3 separate regions of the Mus musculus genome follow, and regions 2 and 3 are each linked to region 1. The links are chromatin loops, found by intact Hi-C in ENCODE. Cell type or tissue: heart. All regions are shown on one strand.

The links. Hi-C counts contacts between places; a loop is a spot of excess contacts. Peaks named below come from ENCODE experiments on the same cell type or tissue, not always from the same donor. Only the 100,000 strongest peaks of a DNase experiment are listed, where the experiment ranks them.
Region 2: a loop joins it to region 1, with 3 times the contacts of the local background. A loop is called at or near these places in 2 of 42 quality-filtered maps.
Region 3: it touches region 1 in a loop (2.3-fold over the local background); 8 of 42 quality-filtered maps call a loop at or near these places.

Annotation. Positions count from the first base shown.
Region 1 is chr6:32,587,123-32,595,122 of GRCm38, forward strand. It overlaps Plxna4 (plexin A4), which reads right to left and starts at 1,070. Exons shown (of 32, transcript NM_175750.3): 1 at 182-1,070. In heart, CTCF peaks have their summits at 1,374 and 4,467 (motif pointing left); DNase peaks (open chromatin) are centred at 219, 1,169 and 4,449; H3K4me3 peaks cover 1,692 bases; H3K27ac peaks cover 1,607 bases.
Region 2 is chr6:32,014,534-32,022,533 of GRCm38, forward strand. It overlaps Gm31894 (a long non-coding RNA gene), which reads left to right and starts at 3,465. Exons shown (of 3, transcript XR_377515.2): 1 at 3,465-4,181. In heart, a CTCF peak has its summit at 3,351; DNase peaks (open chromatin) are centred at 2,518, 3,088 and 3,708.
Region 3 is chr6:32,195,817-32,203,816 of GRCm38, forward strand. It overlaps Plxna4 (plexin A4), which reads right to left. Exons shown (of 32, transcript NM_175750.3): 15 at 6,273-6,409; 16 at 4,994-5,158; 17 at 2,455-2,548; 18 at 1,848-2,087; 19 at 1,207-1,353; 20 at 308-542. Among named protein-coding and RNA genes, the nearest start is that of Gm13850, 88 kb to the left of the region's middle. In heart, no CTCF peak of the experiment used is centred here; DNase peaks (open chromatin) are centred at 4,045 and 7,905.

The sequences.
Region 1 (8,000 bases):
TGTGTGTGCGCGCACGCGATTTGTGTTTTGCGTGTGTGTGTGTGTGTGTGTGTGTGTGTGTGTGTGTGTGCGTGTGTGTGTGTAGTGGGCTGCCTCAGAGCAGGCGAGGACTCCGGGACCGGACTCGCCACCTCCGCCCGCTCTGCCCAGCTGGCCCTGTGCCCGGCCGGCGGCTCCTTACCTGGAAGCGCGGCGTTTCCCTCCTTCAGCCCCAGCGCCGCATTGACACTGCAGATGGTGCCTGTACCGCTGCCTCTCGCCCTCCTCTGAACGTGTGCGTGTGCGCGCGTGTGGCTGCCTCCTCCAGCCCCAGCCCCGAACGCAAATACTCCACCGAGGCACGGGGAAGCCACGAGCAGCAGAGAAAAACGGAGGGGGCCAAATCAGAGCCTGCCGGGCTTGACAGCTCCTCTTGCAGCGTCCAAGGTGGGCGTAATGTCCAACAAAAAGGTCAGGAAATGAAGATCAATTCCAAGCACCCCTAGCTTCCATCCAGCCCCGGAGCCCAAGCAGCGACAGCGGTGGCTCTCAGGGGCTGCGGCGGCGACGCGGGGCTGCCCCCCTTCGTCCCCACCCCCGCGGGCTGAATGTCCTTGATGCCAAGCGGGCACGGCGGCGTCACTCCGCGCCGCCCATGCTAGCCGGGTCGGGCCGCTGCCCGGGCGCGGCGGCGAGTACGTTGGGGACCCGCCGGGGAGCGCTCTCCGATCCTCTGCGCGCCTCCCTGGGCAGTGACGGCCACCCCCTGGCAGCCCGGGGCTGGCTGCGCCGCTGTCGCCCCCAACCCTGGCCGGGGACTAGCCGGGCAGTGCCCAGGGGCCGGGGCTGGGGGGCCTCGGAAGCCGCCGGCAGCTCCCCGGGGAGGCGCGGAGCTGCGGTGGTAGCAGCGACGGCGGCGGCTAGCGCTGCGGCGGCCAAGAGCGCGGCCGTAGTCCAAGCCGAGCCTCCCAGGCGCGTCCCCGGCCCCCCGGGCGGGCTGCTCGCAAAGTTTGCAGGGGGCAGGGAGCGGGGCCGCCGCTGGCTCGGCCGCCGCCGGAGCTCCCGGGCTGCCTGCTGCCGCCGCGGCTCGCTGCTGCTGTGCATTGAAGCCCGGCCAAGCGCTGCAAAAACTCCAGCTGCCTGGCGCTCTCTGGGTCCTCCTCTCCTCCCTCCCGCCCTCCCTGCTTCCCTTCCTCCCTCCCTCTCCTCGCCTCCTCCCCTCCCCGCCGCCCGCGGCCCGCCGCCGCCGCCGCCGCTGCCGCCGCCGCCGCCGCTCCCTCTCTGGCTCGCTAGCTGGCTCGGAGCTCGCGACTGACATCTAGACCAAGGTAGAGCGGCCGGCAGAGGGGGCAGGGGGCGCTTCCCCGCACGCTGCCGCCACTGGCCCGCCTGCTCTTCCCCAGTGTGGACGTTTGCAGACACCCCCTGGGTCTTCTTGGCTTCCTCGAGTCACCCTGGCGGTGGAGACACAGGGCAGAGTGGTGCATATATGGTGCCACCAAGTGCACTTGGATCGGGGCATACTCCCAAGCAGGCATGTGGTGCAGGCGGTCAGAGGCACTTCTGGGTGTTCCTAACAGACACCAGCCAAACATACATCCATTCCTAACCTAGAATCCCTGTCCAGCCCCACCAACCAAGGTAATCCTACACAGAGCACTAGAGGATGCCCAAACCCAAGGTTTCTTCTAGTCCTAGGACAGAAATGAATGGCCAATGCCACAGAGCTTGTTAGGTAACCTGATCTGTCCAGAGGCTGACCTTGCTTCACTGTCTCTGAAGCCCTAGGTCCTGGGCCATGTCCTAAACATAACCCAGACATTGCCAACATCAGAATAGTTTCAGAAGCCCAAAGGAAGAAATCCAGAGGTTGCTTAAATTGAGAGAGCATCTGGCAGGCAGGGAAATAGGTGAGGCTGCACTATCTAGAATATCTCTACAAAGACCCCCTCCAGTTAATGAGCCCAACGACCAAAATAAATAAATAAAAATAAAACAATTTTCAAAAGGATGCCCACCTATTTGTCTACCCAACTCTGCATGCTAAGTTCAAGGAAATGGCTCTGTCAGCCAAGTTCAGTAAGACTAGCCATTCATCAAAGAAAGACCTCTCCAGGAGCTTATGGTTTGGGGTTCCTGACCCACTCTCCCATGACACTTTCTTCAACCTCAGTCACTTCCTGCGCATAACTGTCCCTCCCACCAAAACCTCTCAGAATCTGCTTACTAGGAAAAGGTTGACAGTGGTATAAATTCCTTCCCCTTCTTATAGGGGTAATGTTTTCACAAACATCAAAGTTATACCCTCGGTAGACTTTCGAGGTGACAAGTTGGACAAGCTTCCGGGCAGGTAGCACACTTGGGTCGGGTTGGACTTACCACCCAGGACCTTGTTGAAAGTGCTCCCACCAGAAGGACACAATGAATCAAGTGTAAGCATGAAGAAGCCAGCCAGCCAGACATTTCTCTAGTTACAGGGTGTTCCAGGAGACAGCATGGAGCCCTGTTAGGCTCTGGTTGTCTGCTGAGCATCGCATGGCCCAGAAGACAGCAAGGGTTATCTTATTAGCTCCCTGTAATACATTGATCTGGCTCCTCTCTTCTCTGAAACGCTGGATCCCAGACCCAAGATAAGCACACAATATCAAGTTAGTTTCACAAGCCCAGAGAAACACAGAACAATAACTCCATGTTGCTGCTGCTTTGACATCCTCCTTCCAGAACTAAGGGAGCCCCGGGGCCAAGTGTCTGTCTGACATGACGCCTCAGAGACACTCATGCAAAATCAAAGGAAGCTGTCCCCACAGGTCTTAGTAAGGCTTGCCTCACCAGGGCCTAAACTCACTCAGAAGAGTCTCCTGAAATTGGCACATGACACCTTCATAACAGGCTCACCCCAGAAGTGACAGCCTAAAAGCCCCACAGAAAACCCACCAGGCTGCTTAAATAATGCACTTCACTAAAGGATACAGGAGATCCGATTGTCAGTTGGCTGTAGGGGACTTATGTGAAAATGCTCAAAGGGAGAGGAAGTAAGAACTTACTCTAAGCCCTTCTCAGCCAATCATCCAAGCAAGTCTTTGTCACCCTGCCTAGATGTCTTTTCTGCCCCTTGTAGTGCGTGTGTGTGTGTGTGTGTGTGTGTGTGTGTGTGTGTGTGTCCTGATGGATGGACCAGAAGTCAGACTTTTTTTTTTCTAGAGGTAGCAAACAAAATGTGCTTATTGTTCTTTATCTCCTGCCTAGTGTGTGCAATCATTTGTTTTCATTCAGAGGAGTCAGCATTGTGTGGTACCTGAAGAGTAATGACAGAGGCCAGTGACAGGGAAAGAATGTGCAGAAAGCTGGACCAACAAAGGACAGGTGCAGCCCCTGCCTGTCCTCCTCTTCTTAATAGGGCCTTCCCTCACGCTGCCTTTGCCTTTCTTGACTTCTATTGAATACCACAGGGGGAAGGCAGGCTGGAAACAGTTACAGCTTCCCACCATTGTAAGAATGGCAGAAAGGGTCAAACTAGCCACAGCAAGAGACTTGATGGCCTATTGAAGGTTTCCTCAACTCTAGGATGGGGGCGGGGGGATGGGTAAGGTCGACTGTCTTACTCCTTGACTTTACTATTGACCACCACTATCATTCGCACAGGTGTGCGCTTCAGTGGCCTTCCCTTGCGTGCCCGCCACATTTATACCTTCTCATTGCAGTGGCATTCACAAGAAATACAAGCCCTATGAGCCTGATTTGAAACTCTAATGCAGTGTGTATGAAAGGAGTCTGCATTCCCTGTCTCAGGAAAGTATCTGTTTCTCCAGGGGTACAATACAGGGAGGCAAGCCCTTAGCTTCCCTGGCTCTTCCCATGAATTAGTAGCCTGGAAAAGGCAGCTCTGTGTAGTGGTCCAGGTCACGCTTCTTCTACACTTGCTGCAAGCCCTCCGAGCTCTCACACTCCCCCCGCCCCGCCCCCACCAGCTGATGAAGGTGAAGAGAGATATACACTGGGCAGTCGGGCTGTTCTCTGCTCACCACGGGTCTGTGAGTCACTCACCATACTGGCCTGGTGGCAGTGTCTGGCTCCATGGCCACCGAGGAAGAAGTTAAATGGCACATTGTTTCCTAGAGCCCTGTTTTCTAAAGAAGCTATTTTTGTGAGATTTTGGCTGTGGTCCTTTGCCAGATTTTGGGAGAAACATACTGGCTCATCTCTCATGATAGCTGACTAAAAGAGCCAGGTTTAAGGGCGAGAGAAGACTCCTAACTTCCCCTTCACTTAGCTTCCACCATTTCATCAGCTCAGGAACAGGGTCACAGTTTTCATTGATAAAAGCCAGGGTTGTTTATTAAACAAATTGCTGGAGCCTGGTAGCGCTGCAGGGACTTCTTTCCCACAAGAGTAGTCCCAGACCTGGGTCCTGCTCTGTGCTCTGGATAAAAAACCCTCTGGCCTAAGGCTGCTTGAAAACCTACATTGTGGCGCCACCTGCAGGAGAGCATAATTATCGACTTTATCCCAAATGTAACTGAGAACAGTTTCTGGCGTCCCCAAACTACCCGGGCCAGGACAGAACTGCAGACAGACAGAATGGACCCCTGCTATCAAGGTGTGTCACCAGATGGCCTCCAGACACTCCAGCAGTTCTCAATGTGAGCATTTCTTGGAAACTGCCATTTCAAAGATCAACAGCCAATTTACAGATTCTCAGCCCATTCAAGAATATTTCCCTCACATCACTAAGAGGTTAACTAAGCCTAGAACACATGGGTCTATCTTCCAGGTACTGAGCCATTGCAGAGAGAAATGGATTCCCTTGTGACAGTGAGGATGGATCATCCCTGTTAGCATAGTTGTGATAGTCTTGGGACCCAAACTGCCCCTGCCTCATAGCCCATGGGTGTAAATGACTGCAGATATTAACATCTGACCCTAACTCCTCTCTACTCATCTCATGCTTTGGCCATCACTGTCAACTCCCTCTGGGTCTCCTCCATGAGAAGGGTTCCCTGCCCTCTGACCTGTGGTTAGTGCACTTAGGAGATGACCATGTTATTTTCCACAGGGTTCCTCATTACATGCATCAGTCATTTGGTGGGGAAAAAAACATCTTGGTATTACCAGCTATGCAGTGGCTTCTTAAGGACACCTCTGCCTGTCTATACTGCTGCTCACAGCCAGTGTTGCAGCTCTGCCATGGATTGTTAGACCACAGGGAGATATACAAAGGTAAAGAGAATGACTCTCATCTAGCCGCATGTGTACACAGACACAAGGGATCTTTGTCCTCTGGGCTTAGAAACAGCTCCTATGTCCCTCAACCAGGGTCCCAGTGTTCCCTCTCTCCTCCATAACCTCCTTGATCTACTCTCTACTCTGTAGCATTCTTCTTTCTCTTTCAACCGACTGGCAGACATTTTGTTCCAGTAGTAAAATTGAACTGTTAGAGGATGCGGTAGTGTGAGCAGAGATAGGAGAAGGACAGAAATGGCCTAAGTCTACCGGCCAGAAACAGCAGAGTCCAGATGTGTCAGGACTCATGGCTTTCTACAGAAAGTATAGACACTTGAATCTAGCCTTTGGAGTCTTCAGTGAAGTCCAAGACACTCTAGAGCAGGGGTGAGACGGCGCTTTATGGTAGTGCTTTGGAGGTGATGTGTCACGCAGCAATGCGCATCCAATGCAGTGAGGTCATGGAGAACAAATCATTGCTCTGGCCTCATTAGCCTTTTACTCTTGTTTTCTGAGCCCATTTGGCTTTAGGATAAGAAGGAAGAGGGGGGCATGCTTCACGCCTGCTCTCCTAATACGGGGCAGGGCTGAGCTCCTATTCACACCCTGGTGGGATCTCCCTGCAGGACTCTGGGGTTAAGGTCTCAGCACCTCTCAATGTGTTAAACAAAAATGGCAAAATCCATCCAAGGGTCTGGGAGGCAAAACACGGAGAACGTTCGAGTCCAGTGTTCACTTGAAGTGGGCTGTCATCAGTTCCAGACTGTCAGCAATCAGAGACGTCCAAGAGCGATGCAGAAGGCCTGCTAGGTCCTATTCATTTTAATGAGCTGTCTGGCTCCAGCCCCTGACCGAGAGAGCCTTCTGGAAACCAGCTTGAGTGGGACCCTAGTGTGAGACCTTGCATCTGCAGAACACTATTCCCCTCGCGGCCTCTCCCTCCAAGCTTTACCTGCAGATGATCTTGGTGCTCACCACACCACAAGTGAAAGGGACAGACTGGGGGGCCAGCCGTTTCTTGTGGCTAGAAGGTATAGTAAAGATGGGGAGGAGGCAGGGAGCAAGGCTAGCGGCCAGTAGTTTCATTTTCTTTCCCACAACTTTCCACAAGGATGTCCCTATGCCTTCTCTGCTCGGCCCTGGAAAGCTTGTAGAGATCTCAGGAGGCTGCACCAGTCGTGCACAAGGATGAGACCAGAGCTAGATGTGGCGGCACACATCTGCAAGCACAGCACTCAGCAGGCTGAGCACGAGGGTGGGAAATTCAAGGACATTCTGGACAACACAACCCAGTGAATGAACTGGAACTAAATAACAAGACCCTTCTTCAACCCCTTACTCCCAATGTATACCAAAACCCAGAGGCTGGGGAAAGGGGGAAAGGGAGAAATGAAATTATGAGCAGGAGAAAAGGAGACCGTGCCTATTCTGGGTCAGAGGAGAAAGAAAGCCCTGACAACTCCCTCAGATAGGTTCTGGGTCAATTCTGAGACCCTTGCTAGTCCTTTCCCCTTCGATATCTCCCTCTAGGGCTCGGTGACAGGCCCTGTTCTCCTGCCTCTGTTCCCATGACCAGGTCCATTTCCAGTCCTTGTTTTTAGAGGAGTCCCTCCTAAAATTCCCCTCCTGACAGACTTGCAAATGTTACACATTCCATGGAATTCAGGGGAACAAGGGCCCAAGGCTGCAATCATGTGTGGTGCCATGTAAGGATGGAGGAGAGCCAATCATGCCTATCTCTCCCCATCACTGCATTCGGTGACGCCATGGTGGCACCTGGAAATAAGACACCGTGGAAATATGTACAGCACAACAAGCACACATTACAACTAGGGACGGTTTTATTAAGCATCTCCTGGCATAGCACAAGAGAGGCCCAATGACAGGCCTGGGAAAGGGTATTTGGTTCATATCACCTTGCCAGCCATTCAGGTGACAAATTCCACCTGTATTAGTTCATCTTCTGTTGCTATAATATAGTGGCCAAGGCTAGTAACTATAAAGAAAAGAGGTCTATTTAGCTCTTGGTTCTGTAGGTTCAAGAGCACAATGGCAGCACTATCCCAGCCTTTGAAAGGGTCCCACGGGGAAAACACCGTAATCATCAGAGCACTCAAAGAGGAGAGGTCACATGACCTGTAGAAAGCCAAAGAGACTGGGGAACAACCATAGTTGTTCTCTTTTAACAACACTCTTTCAAGAACTAATTCAGGTGTCTCGGGAGAGCAGTCACAATGCTTCCTAAGGGCAAAGACTCCAGTGACCTAGGGACTCCCCACAAGGCTCCACTTCTTATCAGTGGTGTGCCACCACTGTACTGGTCCATCTACTGGGGACCAAGCCTCCAACACCCATTCAGACTGAATCCAGCAGTTATCAGAGGTGCCAACAGCACCAGCCTAACTCATGGCTTCTATTCTGCCAGCGTGTCACTTTTAGAGAGAATATTAATATACACTTTTCTACAGGCTATTTTTCCAAGTTCTATATTTAAGCGACTGTATTCTTGCTCTGTCGAGTGATTGTGACTTATTTTCTCCAACCAGAACATCAAAGCAAAGCCTATTGACATTACCTGGCTCAGGCTACCCAGGAAGACCAACATGTAAATCTGTTCGTGGATGCTTTCCTGTTGCTGTAATAAAACACCACGGCCAAGTCAACTTATAGAAGGATATATTTATTGGAGTTTATGGTTTTAGAGGCTGAGAGTCCATCACCGTTATGTAGGGAAAGCTAAGCAGCAGGCAGGCATGGAGCAGCAAGCTGAGCACTCACATCTTAAACCACAAGCAGAAAGC
Region 2 (8,000 bases), 570 kb before region 1:
CATCCTGCTGCTATTGAACCTCTCAATATTTCTACTTTCCTGCCTGAATTGTTACTCTTGGGGCAAATAAAAATTCACTATTTGTTCACACTTTATTCCCTACCCATTCCATTCTTGGAGGCAGAGCAAGACATGAAGATGAGATAAAATTCAGCTGTCTCATCTTGCTTGCATTAGATGTATGAACACAGTTGTCTGTTGTGGGCTAGGAAGCCATGTGCTGATATTGTCCTCTGGACAGTGGGGCTGTAAATTTGCAATTTTGAATCCTGTTATAAAAGGGAGCATGGAGACAGGTTTGCCCTAGTTGGGATGGTGAAAGGGCTGAATCAAAGGGCAAAGTTTGGGAAAGGAAGGGTTAACATGTGAAATGTGTTGCACAGGAACACATAACAGGAAGAGTTGCAGTTGTTGGGAAAAGAAGGGTGGAGAAATGTAAACAGTTAGGTTGGAAGGCCAAGAACAGAAATGCTGGCTATTAGAAATGTGGTAACGTTGGGGGATAGATTTTTGCATCTTTGTACTTATATAAACATCACTGATTGATTGGTACTAAGGAGTAGAGAGTGGATAAGGAGGAGAGAGGGGTTAAGTTCCCAGGGTACTGGATTGGGCAGTGACATTCACTGAAGCATGCAGTCTTAAGGAAGAACACACAAGTACAGACATTTTCTAAGTCAAGATAGCCTCCAGGAGTCAAGCAGACATGGACCAGGGGATATGTTACAGTTTGAATCTGAAATGTCTGCCACAGGCTCATATTTTGAATGCCTGGTCCTCCAATCATGGTGCTGTTTTGAAGGCTGGTAGAACCTTAGGAGTTAGGGCACTGCAGGTGTAAATACATCCCTAGGGACTGTCTCTTGAAAGTTATATCTGCCTCTTCTGGGCCCAGGCACAGCCTCTCTCTCCTGCTAATGCCACCACAGAGAGAGCCCCTTAAATTTTCTCTTCCTTTCACTATTTCTGTCAGGCACTGCCACAGCCATGAGAAAAAAAAAAAAAAAAGCAAATCACTCACTCTCATCCCTGGATCTTTTTGTACCCATTTCTTCTGAGTTCAAGGTGACTACAAGCCATCTAAGGGAACCTGAAGACCAGATCTTCAGCTCTGAGCACTGTAGACTCCCTATAAAACTCTATGCTGCTGCATACTGGAAACAAGGGCTTCTCTCATCTAAATAATTGTGTTGTCATTGGCCCATTAACTCAGTGAATATTTCTTAGACACTAGTGACTGTATAGGCATTCTGTTGGTGGTACTTACAGACAACAGGTACTTCTCTTCTATGAAGAACGGAGGCAGTGAATACCCAGCAAATGTAGAGCTAATTGGTTCTGCCTCTGCCTTCACTGCTGTGTGGGACTAGTAAAGATGGTTTGTTGCCTTGTCTGCTTTTCCCTTCTGCTGGGATGGCAGCCAACCACCTAGAATCTATTTACTTGTCTTTTCAGAGCCCCCAACTACTTTTAGATGAGAATTTCAAAACCATCTTCTGCCATCTCTTTGATGACAACTCCCTCTCAAAACATATTTAACTCCGCCTTTGGACTCTGAGGCTCTGAGTTCCTGGAGACCAGGACTCAGACCTCGGACATTTTTCTGCTTAAAGCTTTGCATCTGACCTCCGAATCTCTGAATAAAGCCTTTTAAATAGCACAGGGCTTATCTGCTTTCAATAGTCAAAGTCAAAAGAGAGTAAATTAATTTTGAACTTTGATTTGTTCATCTGTCTACTTCTCTAGACTTTAAATATCTTGAGGGTGTAGCTATGTAGTCAACCATGTTTCCCATACAATCCATGGTATACATTAAACAATTACGATTAAAGTGTGTGTGTGTGTGTGTGTGTGTGTGTGTGTGTGTGTGTGTATGCATGTGTGCATTGAATAAATGAACAAGAGTCATGTTTTGATGATCAGTATATTTTTAAATTAATTTTCATCTTTTTCATTCTTGTTTTCACCATCTCCTCAATTGTAAATAAAGTTTCTATAGGAAAGAGTTTTGGTTGTTGGGTGATAAGGGGCATATTAATATGGGTGCTCAGAGTATGTGTTGACGGATGGCTTAGAACTCAGGCCTATAACTGCTATCTTTCACATGCGATTTCATTGTTAGTTGGTTTTCTGTCTGTTCCGTGGTTTGCAGGGGCAAATCCAATTCATTTCTTGACTCCTTACTAAGTCTGGGTAATATGTTCAAATGCTGGGTGGAGAGGGACCCTGGAGTCAGGACATTTAGAAAAGCTCTTTATGTGACCCTCCTAAGTGCTTTCTCTCTCTCTTCACAGGTCCCAAGAATCAGGTAAGATTTTCATCCTTATTGTGTGCGGAAAGAGAACTAAAGTATCAAGGTCAGCAACTCATCTGAAGTTGGAATTTGAACCAAGTTCCTTCTGCCTCCCCAGCTCCCGGTGGAAGAGAGAGTCTGCAATGTCCTTGACTGCCAGAGTCGTCCAGGACCCTGGCAACGTGCCTGGTCTCCACTGCAAAGGCTACTTTGGCTTGCAGGCTGAGAGGTGGGGTGCTCAGCATGTGGATGGCAACAAGCCCCAGGGACTCTGTGCTAGATGGGACTGTTGGCTACTGTGAGACGTGGCCGCCCAGAGACTTAGACAAGCTGGGTCTCATAGCCGTCTACCTTCCAGTGACCTTGGAGGAGGCAGAGGATATGACTATTCCCTACTATATGTCTCTAAAAAGAGATCAAGCAGGGAGGAGGCCATGCTGAGGGGACCAGTGTCCCTCACATACAATTGACAAACTAATACTGATAAGCCATGGCCCTCATCACCCTACGTCATTCTCACTCATAAAGTTGCCTTCTCCTCCTAGACCACTGCTTTGGAAACACAATAAGTGAGATTGTAAGAGGTACAGGTCAAGGGGGTCTTGACCAGGTGGTACTGAAGAGGCTGGGGTTCACAGGGTCTATTCGGGATACTGGCAGCAAAGTGAGGCCCCTCGTGGGGCCCAGGAGAGGGATGGAAGGAAGAGAACCAAGTCTTGGCAGAGATCTGTGGTCTCAACCCAGAGGGAGAGAGCATGGTGTTTGGAAGGAAAGAGCTCAGACACTGCTGCCAAGCAGATCTGAGCCAAACGCTGACTCTTCGGCTAGTGTCTGCATCGTCCTCTCTCCTTTACCCACAGGTTCTTTCTGGAAAAGACAACAGCAGCGTCCACCCTGAAGTTTATTATGCAGATTAGAGACAATAAGACCAAACAGTCTACACAGAATGAGAGGCATCTCTAGCCTCACCCAAGGTTTTCAAGGGTACGGTGGGGGAAGAGGTTGGCATTCAGCCTTCCCCGCTGGAAGCATAGAAAATTCTCCATGCGAAGCCCAGGGGGAGCTCTGGTCCAACCCTGGCTCCCCAAGTGGGAATAAATATTTATTGAGAGTCAGGCAACCTTACCAAATTTCTTCCCGACCCCTTGGCCACACTCCCTGTCTTCATAGTTGGTCGCTGCAGCGTTTAGTGGAGAGGGCCTCAGCGCTTCAGTAGATTATATGGAGGGAGCCAGCGAACCTGGGGGGACTTGAGCTGATGTGAAAGGCTGGGCTGAGAATGCTTCAGACCCTGAAATTGAGTCGCTGTTGGGATTTGCTTTTGAGCCTCTGATTTGCAGTTGGCATATTTATAGGAGACCCCGAACTATTAAAGGATGTGCTCCCGGGCTTCTTGCCAAAGCATCCCTGGCTCGGTTCCTTCCACAGCTTGCCAAGGTTTGACTGCCCTGGGTTGCAGCCTTACAGCCAAGGGACACTTGGAGGCCCCAAGATAGCCCTGGGAAAAGTGTCAAAAGCAATGGCCTTAATGTTTAGAAAGGCACCATGCTAGAGGTGTTATCAGATCTCAGGAACCCTGGGTGAGGAGTGCCGGGCCACTGGGGCCTTTTAATGATTCAACACTCTGCCATGAGTTGAGAAGTCCGAGGCCTGACTGAAATCCATTGTGTGTAGACTTTCCAAACCTGCTTCTAGCCACATAAAATGGGAATGAATGCATCTGTCTCTTAGAGTTATTTTATTTTATTTTATTTTTTGAGAGTTCTTAGAGCAGGTCTATGGCCACTGAATGGCATACATTGTGACACTCAGCCATCAAATACCAGGAATTGTTAGTCTACTCTGAAAAGAAATGAGACCTCAGGAGAGCCAACAGCACTGACTTCAGGTATGTTCTAATCTGACACCCTTCTTTCTAGCCATGGGCATCCTGCTTGAGTTGGGAAATCCTCTCAGGACGTCCTGAGTAAGTACAGTGAAAGAGTCTGGAGTTTTGGGGAACCCTATATTCTTTATGAAGCAGGACCCTCTGGATCAGGAGCTAACGGGAGAGCATATAGGCAGCCGGGGCAGACAGGGGAGTGGCAGTCACCCATCCAGGCCCAGGGCCTCAAAGCTTGGTATTGTCTTGTGTTGTTGTGTTGTCTCTGTATTCTTGTGGTTGATGAGCTACCACGGTGTCTGTGTGTTGCCTTCATTCTGCCTTGTTTTGCAGCTGTGGCCACAGGGAAGGGTGACAGGAAGGGATGTATTGATTGTGTCACTTAGGCACTGGTCTGTCCCATTTCAGGTGGAGCACCTACCCTGGAAAGCTTCCTTCTGTCTATTAGCCTGACACCCTTCCCTCATTCTTTCTCCTCCTCTACCTGCTCACCTCTTCCCCTGGACCCCTTTCTCCCCCAAATCACAGGGAGGATCTACTCTGTAGCCTGGTAATTTTGTTTTTTAACTATCTTTTTATTTTTAATTGTCATAGAGTGATTGAATATATTTTTGGAGTACAGTATGACAGTGTGTGTGTGTGTGTTGTATATCTATGTACACATCTATGCACATGCATGTAGAGGCCACATCAGAATATCTAATATCTTCCTCTTTGCCTTTTTGCCTTGAGATACAATCTCTCACCGAACTGCAAATTCATCATTTGGCCTAGCTAGCCAGCTAACTCTTGGGATCCACCTGCCTCCAACCCACAGTGTTGGGGTTACAAATGTCACAACTATGCCTAGCTTGTTACCCGGTGCTGGGGATTTAAACTCAGGCCCTCACGCTTGCAGAGCCAGCCCCCAGTGCAGACATATAGTATGTAATGATCCAGTCAGTGTAAGCTGAATGTCTATAACCTTATACATTAGCTCCTCTTTTCTATGTCAGAAACATCCAACCTCTTCTCCACTAGTCCCTTTGAGATATGTAGCTGGCTGCGGCCAACCATAGGTACCCAGCTCTGCTACAGATCACTGGGGATTATTCTTGTTCAACTGCACTCTGTAGCTGGGACTTCTTTCCCCATTTCCCACCTCCCTCAACCTTCCTTGGTTCTGGTAACCATTATTCTTTTTTAAAAATTTTTCTTATTTATTTAATTTAATTTTATTTTATTTATTTATTTAGTGTGTTGGTGTTTGTCCGCATGCTTATCTGTGTACCACATGTATGTCTGGTGCCCTTCGAAGCCAGAAGTGGGTATTAGAACTCCAAAGCTGGAATTACAGACAGTTGTGAGCTGCCATGTGGGTTCTGTGAACTGAACTCAGGTTCTACAGAAGAGCAGACAGTGCTCTTAACCACTGAGCCATCTGTCCAGCTCCCATAACCATTATTCTTTTCTCTCCTTCTGTGAGATTGGCTTTTAAACCTCTAAGCAAAAACATGCAAATGTTCACTTTACTGTGCCTAACTTTTTTTTTTAATCAAATACAATGTTCTCCAATCTCCATGTTGCCACAAATGACAAAATGTCATTCGTTTATATGGTTGAGAAATAGTCCATTATGCTTACATACTACATTTCCTTTATGTATTAACCAACTGATAAACACATAGGCTGGTTCCATATCTTGGCAATTGTGAATGGTGCTGAAACGAATCTGTGACTACACATGCCTTGTCACATGTTGATCTCCATTCCTTTGACTCTATACCCAGTAGAAAACTGTGAGATCAGATGGTCGATCTGTTTTCAGTTTACAAAGGACCCTGCATGTTATTGCCTGTGGTGACTGCTCTAAGTGACATCTTCACGGGCCATTACCAAGCTATCTTCAATGGTCTCATATCCATACTCTGCATCCTGGGTAGCTGGGAAGAACATTGGATAGTATGGGCTGTGCAGCTTGATGGCTTTCTAGTTTTTTTAATGGATTCTTTGTGAATTTTACATCACGCACCCCAGTCCCACTCATCTTCCCATCCTTTCGCCCACCACCCTTGCAACCAACGTTCTTCTAAAAGAAAACACCAGCTAGTAGTAGAAGCTTTGGTGGGTCACCCTTTTGTCTAAACAGCTTTTCTTGCAAACATTCACTGTAATGAGTCATTTGTCTGGTTCAAGGCTTCTGCTATACAACCAATTCTGGATCCTTGCTGGCACTCTTCTGATGTCTTGGGTCATGAAGGTCCTGCAGCTTTGGATCAGCAGGACCTGCCCTTCTACATGCTCCAGCAGTTCACTGATGGATTATATTTTGGGGTGGTTGACCTCAGAACCCTAGATCTGGGCATGGGTGGAAGCTGAATTGGTCAACCTGTTAGCTCTCCCTCTTTGCTCAGGTGAGGAGTGGGGCCAGCTCTCCAGCTCTCTGGCTCTCTGGGCCAGCGCACTCTCCTACTGCAGGTAGGAGGCTTGGGGGTGGGATGGCATCTTTCCTGAACCCACACTACCACCTTGCAGATGAAAATGAGGGGCTGGGCAAGGCCAGCTCTCCCCAGCTCATGGTCTTGGGGCTAGCTCACCCACCACCACCACTGGGGCCAGCTCACAGACAAACCCCACTGCCACTGGGGCCAGCTCTACTGTGCTGTTCAGGTGAGGTGCAGGGCCCACTTCCGAGTGCTGCAGCTGGCTTGATAGTTTTCTTTTTTTTTTTTTTTTTTCTTTTTTCTTTTGGTTTTTTGAGACAGGGTTTCTCTGTAGAACCCTGGCTGTCCTGGAACTCACTTTGTAGACCAGGCTGGCCTCGAACTCAGAAATCTGCCTGCCTCTGCCTCCCAAGTGCTGGCCTCTGTGCATGGGTGGCAGGCCTGCCCCACCACCCACAGTCATGACTCTTTCCATGGTCGTGCATTGTTAATAGTGAGCATAATGGCATAACAGTGATCTGTGGTGCCTGTTTAAGAGTAGCCCTGTGTCCTGCAGAAGGCCATACACGCTGCTGTGGCAGCATCTGTGTAGTTCCACTACAAGCCTCATACCGAGGTTGACAAGCACTAAGACTCTCCAACTCGCACATAATTGCCTTCGATGCTTGGGCTCTGGGAGGAGGACTCAAGTCAGTTTCTTATCTTTGTCTCTGATTGGCAGGCCTGTGTGAAGCACACTGGTAGGGGGTGGGAGGTGGATAGTTGGAGAGGGAGGCAGAAGAGGCCATGGGCCTACTCCACACGAGCCTGTCTGTCATGGGCCCCAGAAGTGTGATAAAATATCAGATCTCTCCCTGTAACCTTGTCAGCCCGCTGCCAGCTCACACAGTACCAGCCTTTGACAAGAGGAAGGGAGGGTGATGGGAAACTCCACTCTTGGCAACAGGGAGTCTGTCATGGGATTCCTGAGGGAGCAGTGCCTATTCTTGTGTCGCATCTGCCAGTACCTTGACTCAAACTTGCCCAAGAATGGGACTGCGCTCCTCCGGCATTCTGTGTTCTGAGTTACATCCACATCAGCCAATGCATTTCTATTACCTTAATTGCCGTGTTTAAAATACTTCTCGTTCCTGGAAGAGTTGGTGTATGGAGAGAGATTCCCCTGTGACGATGGCAGGAATGTTTGTCTCCTTGGGGACCAGACAGGCACTTGCTGCTCCTCCTGCAGCTTCTCTTCCCTTTCTCTACACAGCCCACTCCCTTCCTGGGAAAATTCCCTTCCGTCTCTGAGTGTATCTGTAGCATCGGATGACTGGCAGTGTCTAACTCAATTAGTCAAATGTGGCTTATGACTCACTTTTAAGGCATCCCAGATAGGTCATTCAGAGTTCTGTCATTACCT
Region 3 (8,000 bases), 390 kb before region 1:
TAACTACCCTCCACTACAGCTCTGTCTAGGCTATGGCACTTACATACACAAATGTAAGTACACACACACACACACACACACACACACACACACACACACACACGACCTTCATTACCTCCAAATGCTGCCCAGGCTGGTTGGTACAGTACAGGCACACATGTATATAACTGCATACAGTGACTTACATGTTCTTGAATGCATACATAACCTCTAATACTACCCACTGCTGCCCAGCCTGCATGCTCTCCTATGATAGGTGCATATGTGCACACAGAGACTCCAGCACCAGCACCTGGATGCTCAGTACCTTCCTTGCACTCCAGCGCCACACGGGACTCAAGGTTGTCCATCTGCATCTGCAACCTCTTCAGCGTGAGGTCACTTTCTCGGGATTTGCGTTTGTAGGCGATGAGTACGGCCACGATGAAGATGATGAGGAGGCCACCAGCCACCGCGATGCTGACAATGGCGGGCAGGCTGAGCGGGCTGTCTGGGGCGATGTATACCATCCCAGGGGAATACTCCATGCCACCCACCCGTGCCTGTGGACACAGAGAAGAGAGGGAAGGTAGCAGAGCAGGCTGAAGGAGAGCATGGTTGCCAGTGAGGGGCCCTCCCTAACCCCTCCCCAGAGAGAGCATGGACAGTGGACACCAACACCGCTGCCCCTCAACTAGAAAATGTGCCCACCCTCTGAGTCAGGAAGACACTGTCATCGTCATAACGAAACAGCTCGCAACTACACTGTGAGCACAGCGATAAAACTCCAGCTGACTTCCCTGAGAATCATCCTGCCATCTGATACAGAAATTATATCATGGACCAGATCTCTTTCTTTCTCTCTCTTCTCCTCTCTCTCTCTCTCTCTCTCTCTCTCTCTCTCTCTCTCTCTCTCTCTCTCTCTCTCTCTCTCTCTCTTTCTCTCTCTCTCCCTCTCTCTCTCTGTCTCTCTCTCTCTCCTAACACTACTTATCACTCTAAAGTTTTCCTCTTGTTGCACTAGCCAGGACAGAGGGAGTGATAATACATAAGAAACTGGCTCTTGGGGCAGGACAATGGACACAAGTCTGGGGTGAGCTGTGGGAAATCTCACAGTGGGCAGGAAGTGCTCTCGGAAGTATCCAGTAGCCTAGATACAGTGAGCCATTCCCTATCCAGCACCCCTCATGCCTGTTCCACACACAAGGAGGGTGCCAGCAGTCTCACCATCACTTTGTGCCTGCCGATGAGGTTGGGAGACTCGCAGAGCAGCTGCACATCTGATACTGTCACGGTGCATGGTTTCTCCCCAACCAGCACGGTGTAGTTCAGCTTCACATTGCCTCCGGCCACAGGCGGGATCAAGTTCTTGCCCTGAACAACAGGAAAGCCACCATCCCCAACCTTGAGTCAGAACCACAAATGCTGGTGGCTGCCACGGCCCGCCCACTACCCAACATTTCATCTTATGGATGGACCAGGAAAGAAGCTGCCATTAGCAAGAAGTTCAAAGAATTGGTATGTGTTAGATGTGGTATTCTATGAGTTTGGTCCCTAGTACTGTTAGGTAAGAGATAATGGGACCTTTAAGATGTGGACATGTGGAGTTTTATGACTTCCTGTCTGGTTCCCTTGTCACATGTGGTGCTAGGAGGCCCTCATAAGAACCAGGAAGATTATTTGGTCTTTCGTTTTCCAGGACAATGAGACAAGTTAGCTTTTTTCTTTTATAAGTAGCCAGCATCACGTATTTTGTGACAATAACATAAAGCAAGTTAATACATTACATATACTAGTACCCTCTCATCCTCCCAGTAAACCATCAATAATCGGTAACTGAAATGCCATGAAAAACTTATCTGGAATACCTTTAGGATAATGGGGGTGCCCGGCTTGAGCTCCAGGATTCCCGAGGGACTGAAAGCCTCAAACACGGGGTTAGGATAATAGGTGAAGTTGGTCTTGTTGAGAATTAGCAGAGACTGGACATTGTCCAGGATGAAACCAAATTCTTCAGGCCTCTCAGTGAGATCTGACTGGTGGTCGGGACCCAGGGCAAGGGCTGGAGCCTGGCAGGTCATCTCTGTAGCATTTAGGACCTCACAGATCTGCAGGAGTCAGAGGAGCGAACAGTGAGCAGCGTCTCCACACCAGGACTCCTGGTGTGCAGTTGGTATTACATCAAGTTGATATGGGAAGATTACGATGGAGGCAGCCAGGACCATACTCTTAGCTACTTACAGACTGCACCCAGTGACTGTCTCCTAGCTATGGCTTTGCTCAATGTGACAGTGGTAATGACTAGTTAGTCTGTGTAGGAACAGTGAGGTGGAATGGAAATTATTGGTCTTTCAGGCCTATAGCCCCAAAGCTGTAAATATGGCCATGCTCACTTCCCATCCCACCATCCCAGGTCACGGAGGTTTCCCATGACATGAGTCATGTATGTAGGCAAGGGCCTGCCAAGGGACTCACGTTGATGTGTTCTTTTCCTCCATGCTTGGCACGGATCTGTGGGTTCTGTATGAGGTCCAGGTGAGTTCCCCAGACAGCAATAGGTGTGTTCCCACTGCCCAAAAAGAAAGAAAGGAGTGTGTGAGCTGCAGGCCTAGGAGATAGAGTGGCTGGGACAACAGTGGTCATCAGCATGAGCCACGACAACAAGGATGAGGAAGCATAATTGTGTCCTTGGAGACAAAAATGAGCAGCTAAGTGCAATAACAAGGAAAAGAATCTCAGAAGGCCAGAGGGAGGACAGTGGTGACCAGATGTCCACATTGTCCCTTGCTGATCTGTTTGTAACATGTATAACTCTCACAGAGGCCCAGGTGACAGCATGGTCTCTTAGTTCTCTAAGGCTCCCAAACTCGAGTTGGCTGTTTCAGCCCTAGAGTCTTCTCCCCTATCCCTCACCACTTTTGGTCTTGTTCTCAGTGGTCCCCAGCAGACCTTCCAGGGTGCAAGCACCAAGCACCATGTTTTCCATGGCAACCAAGCTACAGATTTCCTCCTTAGTAGCTTCAGTCCAGCTGAGACCTGTGACAACCATGGCCCAGGACCTTTTCTAAGAGTACAGGTGTGACATGTTCTAAGACTCAATGAGGTCTGGAGTGGCACAAGACACGGGTGAGGAGGACTCAAGTGATTTAGCTCAGTGTGGCCTTTCAAAGGATGTTATGCTCTGTATCCAGGAAGAAGCTTGTGGAGAGGGTGGGCAGCCCTGTGTTTGGCTGTGTCCTCCTGGGACTAGAGTAAGCAATGGACTGATTGCTGGTCAATGGAGTCACTGACAAGCATCCTGTCATGGAAGGCAAGGCATCTTAGGTAAATCACTTCTAACCACAGTAGCTAAGATTCTTTGTCAGCTGGACTCACATGGGTTTCTAGACATCTATCTACTTTAAAGTTCTCATGACTTCTTTTTCTCATTGAGTGTGTCTTGCATGCACTCATGTGCTCACATGCACACATACACCTCCAGATGTGCCTGCAGGATTCTTTCTACAGATGAGTTTCTGGTATCTAGCCTCTAAGTCCCCAGCCTTCCCAACCACTAATTCTACATTCAGTTTCAAATAAACTCATCATTGTCCCCAAACAACCCAGACACATATAGGATGCTCAAATGTACACACTGTGCAGAGAGAGTCCCATTCATCCTCAAATTTCTTTAACCTAAGCTAAAATGCTGGCAGTCCAGAATGTGTGTCCAACCTCCCTTGTGGCATGAGTGTGACTTGGGACACTGATGAGTGCCAGGAAGATGACACCTTCATTTCTGTGACAATATGAAGGGAAACGGAACTCAACAAGGCCATGAATGTCCCAGAGCATCTTCAGTGAGACACAAAGGGCTATGTCACCTTCCTGAATCACCAGGCTCTGAGGCCAAGGCCTGGCATGGCTCTCACAGCCTGTTTCCCCTTCAGAATTTAGCTAAGGACAGCCAATGGCCTTTCTCATCTCACCAGCCAGGCTGTTTCTCTCTGGTCTTCAAGCAGAGGGTGTCCAACTATTTCTGTGAAGGACCAGGCAGGAAATATTTCAGGCTCCACAGGCCATATGGTCTCTGTCACAATTACTCAACTCTGTGCAGTCACGAGCAAGTAACTGTAGACAATACAACCAGTGAGCAGAGCCATGTGCCAATAAAATTTTATTTACAAAAATTCAGGCATCCAGTCAGATCTGGCCCTTGGGTCCCTGGTCTAAGTTTCGCCCCTGGCAAGGGCTGCAACCTGCCTTAGCCAGAGCAGAGCGCTTCTTTATTCTATCTTCATTAATTTCCCCAGTCCCAGGCCCCTCCTGGCTGGAGCTGAATGTGGGGGACACTGAGCAGGGAGCAGGTTGGGAGTAAGGTGCTGCTAAGGTCATCTGTTGGGTAAACAGCATGGACTGTATCTGTTCCTTCCCACCCCAAGTCTTCACTGTGTCCCCCATGCACCCCAGAACAGCAGCTTTCCAATGATCTCAAGGGTTCTCAGAAAGGACAGCCTCCATGGAACCCTCTCACCCTGATAATGTCCTCCTGGCATAGAAAAGTGGCCACAGTCAAATGCCTGCAGGTCCATCTCTGATGGGAGGTGCTATACTCTTATACTCTAGGAGAATCCTCCTAAAGAAAGAGGTCCAAGAAAGATCCATGGCTTGCCCCAGTAGACTACTGAAGTGCCTGACTCCCTATCTGGGTTCTTCCTATAGCAGCATTGTGTGCCCTCTTCCACCTCCTTTGTCATTTTGCTTAGTGCATTTGTGTTGGGCAATGGGGAAGCAGCAAGAAATGAGGACCAGGCCCTCCCTGGATGAGTCTGGTATATGGGAGAAACAAAGGGAGGCAGACAACAGGGCTGATGGGAAGAAAGCTGGTGAGAGAGAGAGAGGCCTCAGTCTCCCAAGTCACTGGGGTGATAGGCTCTTGTCACCAAGCTTGGTTTCCCTTGGGGTTTTGATGTCTGAGAAAGAGAAACGGAGGGCCAGATGAAGGGAGAAGGTTGTGGGGAATGGGTCCTCCTACCTGACAATGCTCCATTCTGGTTCAATCCGCACAATGGTGGGGTCCTCCACGTACTGAAAGACCAGGTCCTGGCGGATCCTGGCCCTGTCCACCTGCACAGTCACCTTCATGTCCAGCACCTCCTCTGAGGATGTAGTGTTACAGATAATGTAGGATGGAGAGCGCCTGCAAGGGAGGGTAGAGCATGGGCTCCCAGGTACTAAGCCTAGCAGTGGTCCCAGGTCAACCCCTTTCTTGGTGCATCCGGTTTCTCAGAAGTAAGGGTGAGCACTGTCACATATAGAGAGTACACAAGCCAGAGACAAAGACCTTTTGAAAGGCTCCTCTGAGCCTGCCTTTCAAAGAGGTCTACACTTTGGGCTATCCTTACTCCTAACCCTGGCCCCAGTTTTCACAAGTATCTAGCTACATAAGTCTGGTGATGCTCTTTCCTCCCTGTCTCATTCCTTCCCTGCAGTGAGAATCCTGTGAAGTGGGTTTGGCAGGAATTAGCTCCTTGCCACCTGCTCCCTGTGACTCTTTGAGTCCTGAGACCTGGCTTATAGCTCTAAAGGCTGCAACTGAACTTGCTGCACTGGGTTCCAGCTCTCCCTATGCCCCGTGAGAGTCTCAGCCCTTCTGTAGTTGCTTTGAGCAAAGTCATCCTCAACACTCTCAAAAGAATCCAAATATTGGCTTCTTGGCTAGCAGTAATGCAAGGTGCAGGCTGATCTGACTTTGAATCTGACATAGTTCTTGTAGGAACACACCTATCTCTGGGAGCTTTGGCTCTGATTGGTTACATTTTCCAATGCATTCCTTGAATGGGTTCCCTGTGGCTTCTACTCCAGGCTTCTGGCTAGGTAAAGTGTGTATTCTTTTGGGCTGAAGAGCCCAGCTGGGCAGAAGGCCTCTTGCCCTTGTTGGCTCAGCCTCAGCCTTCTGGGACAACCTGCTCAGGGCTGACTGGGGTGGCCCTAGGCAGCTTCCAGCAGGAGAGGTTCTGGACCTAAAGAGGCTTTTGGTTCTAAGTTGGATGCTCAGTGGTACCCCATTCTCTGCAAAGGATACTAGGGTACCAGGCTGAACTGTGGGCAGGAGCACAACACCTCTCCCACCTTCCAGGAAATGCAGCAATTGGCTACTGTCCTCAAACAAAGGCAGAAGAGTGCCAGCTTTTAGGGGGACTCACAAAAGTCATCTTGGGTGAGGGCCAGTTCCTATCCACCTCTGTGGGACCCCACATTTCCCTCCCAGGGGGCTTTACCTGTCTGGCCCCTCTCATGGGCCCATAGGTTACCTGTGGAAGAGGCAGGGCTGGCTCCCGAACATCACCACAACATTGCTGCCTGCATTCAAGTTGGTACCTGTGATGGTAACCTGTGTCCCCCCAGACATGGGTCCTCGGTTGGGCTTCAGATCTGCGAGGGTCAGAGTCTGTGTAGAAAAGAAGAGGACTGAGGCATGCTGGGATAGGTGGAGGCTGGGATGGGCCCTAGGCAGTGCCTCACGCCCTACTGAAGAGCAGCTCTCTAGAATCCACTCATGAGGCCTCTGCAAGGCATTTTATATTCTTCTGTGACAAGTGCTTTCATCTCTACAAGAATAATAGTAGTCATGATAGCTTCTGTGTACTGAGTTTTTTTGTTTGTTTTTAGTGACAGGTTTTATCTATAGTGAGAGAGACACATATGTATCTATGATTAACTCAGTCAATGGTTTTCTTAAAAATGACTATCATTACTTATTTCATAGATGAGGTTCAGAGAGGTTCGCTAAGTTCTCCAAGGTCACCTAGCTAAAAGGTACTGTAACTGAGACCTGACTCCAGAGCTCTGATCTCCAGCCACTTCCCCAGTAAACAGCCTCCTGGTGCCTGCAAAGGGGGCCTGCCATGGCCAAAGGTCTCCAGAGCACCCTCCAGGAGCCAGAGCCTGGGATTTGTGAGGACTGTGCCCAGGGAAGCTCCCAGGCCTGCCAAGCCCCCTGCCCTGACTGGAGGTGAGGAGCTGGGCAGAGGTGGGGGTGGGGAGCACAGCCCTAGATGGAGAGGGATTTGGAGTTGCAGTTTGTTCTTTCATTAGCATTTTAATGGAAAAACTTTCCCCAGTCCCAGGTGAGAAGCCTGTATCTGCATTTAAATGAAGACTTCTCTTTCCTTTCCCCAGCCACAGCCCACTAACAGAACTGTACTGAACCTGAACCCACTGAGTTCATAGGGCTATGGTTGCCCTCCTGCTGGAAGCCTCCTCTGGGGACCAGCAAACTGAACCAACTGCCCTGTGCCCAGATCCCAGACTGGGGACACTGGTGGCATTCACCTGGACACACTCGTTGACCTTGGCTCTAATGTTCCTCAGCTAGGTGTGAAATCTTTGTCTTGTGGCTTGAACACCCAAGGACAAGGGACTTTTGGTATCATGGTGTGGGCAAGATATTCAACTTCTCTTGTCACATAATTGGGATCTGAGCCCCAAAATGGTTATCAACAGGACCCATGACAGTTTTCTTGTTCCGTAAACTACAGTAATCAGCTATTTCCAAAGGGTAGCTTTGCCCCACTACTGCTCTCCCCAGAGAGAAAACACTGGGTCTGTCAGTTGGGGTTCTGTGCCCCTGGGCTATGGGGAGCTCTGGCATCAAATGCTGGAAAGGAGGGCTGCTTGCTGTCAGCCTCATTGCTTGTGGTGTTGATGCAGGGACTGGCTGGAAGGGGTCTGCTCCGGGTGGGAGAGGGTGTTATGGAAACATGTTTTAGACTTGTGAGAAACTATTAATTATTCAAGTCATGCTTCATAAATATTTCACAGTGGGTTTGCACGGGAAATCAAAGTCTGAATTATTTGCCAGCTTTTCACTTGGCTCCGTGAAGGAACAGACTAGAAGGGAGAGGGAGAAGGAGCATTCCCAGCATGGAGACCTCCTGGGACAGAGCTGGTGATGGGCCAGGAGTGTTGATCTGGGCCTTTTGTAGCTTTGACATTCGAGGGACTAACCCACACATCAGAGCCTGGTTTGATTTGTGGAG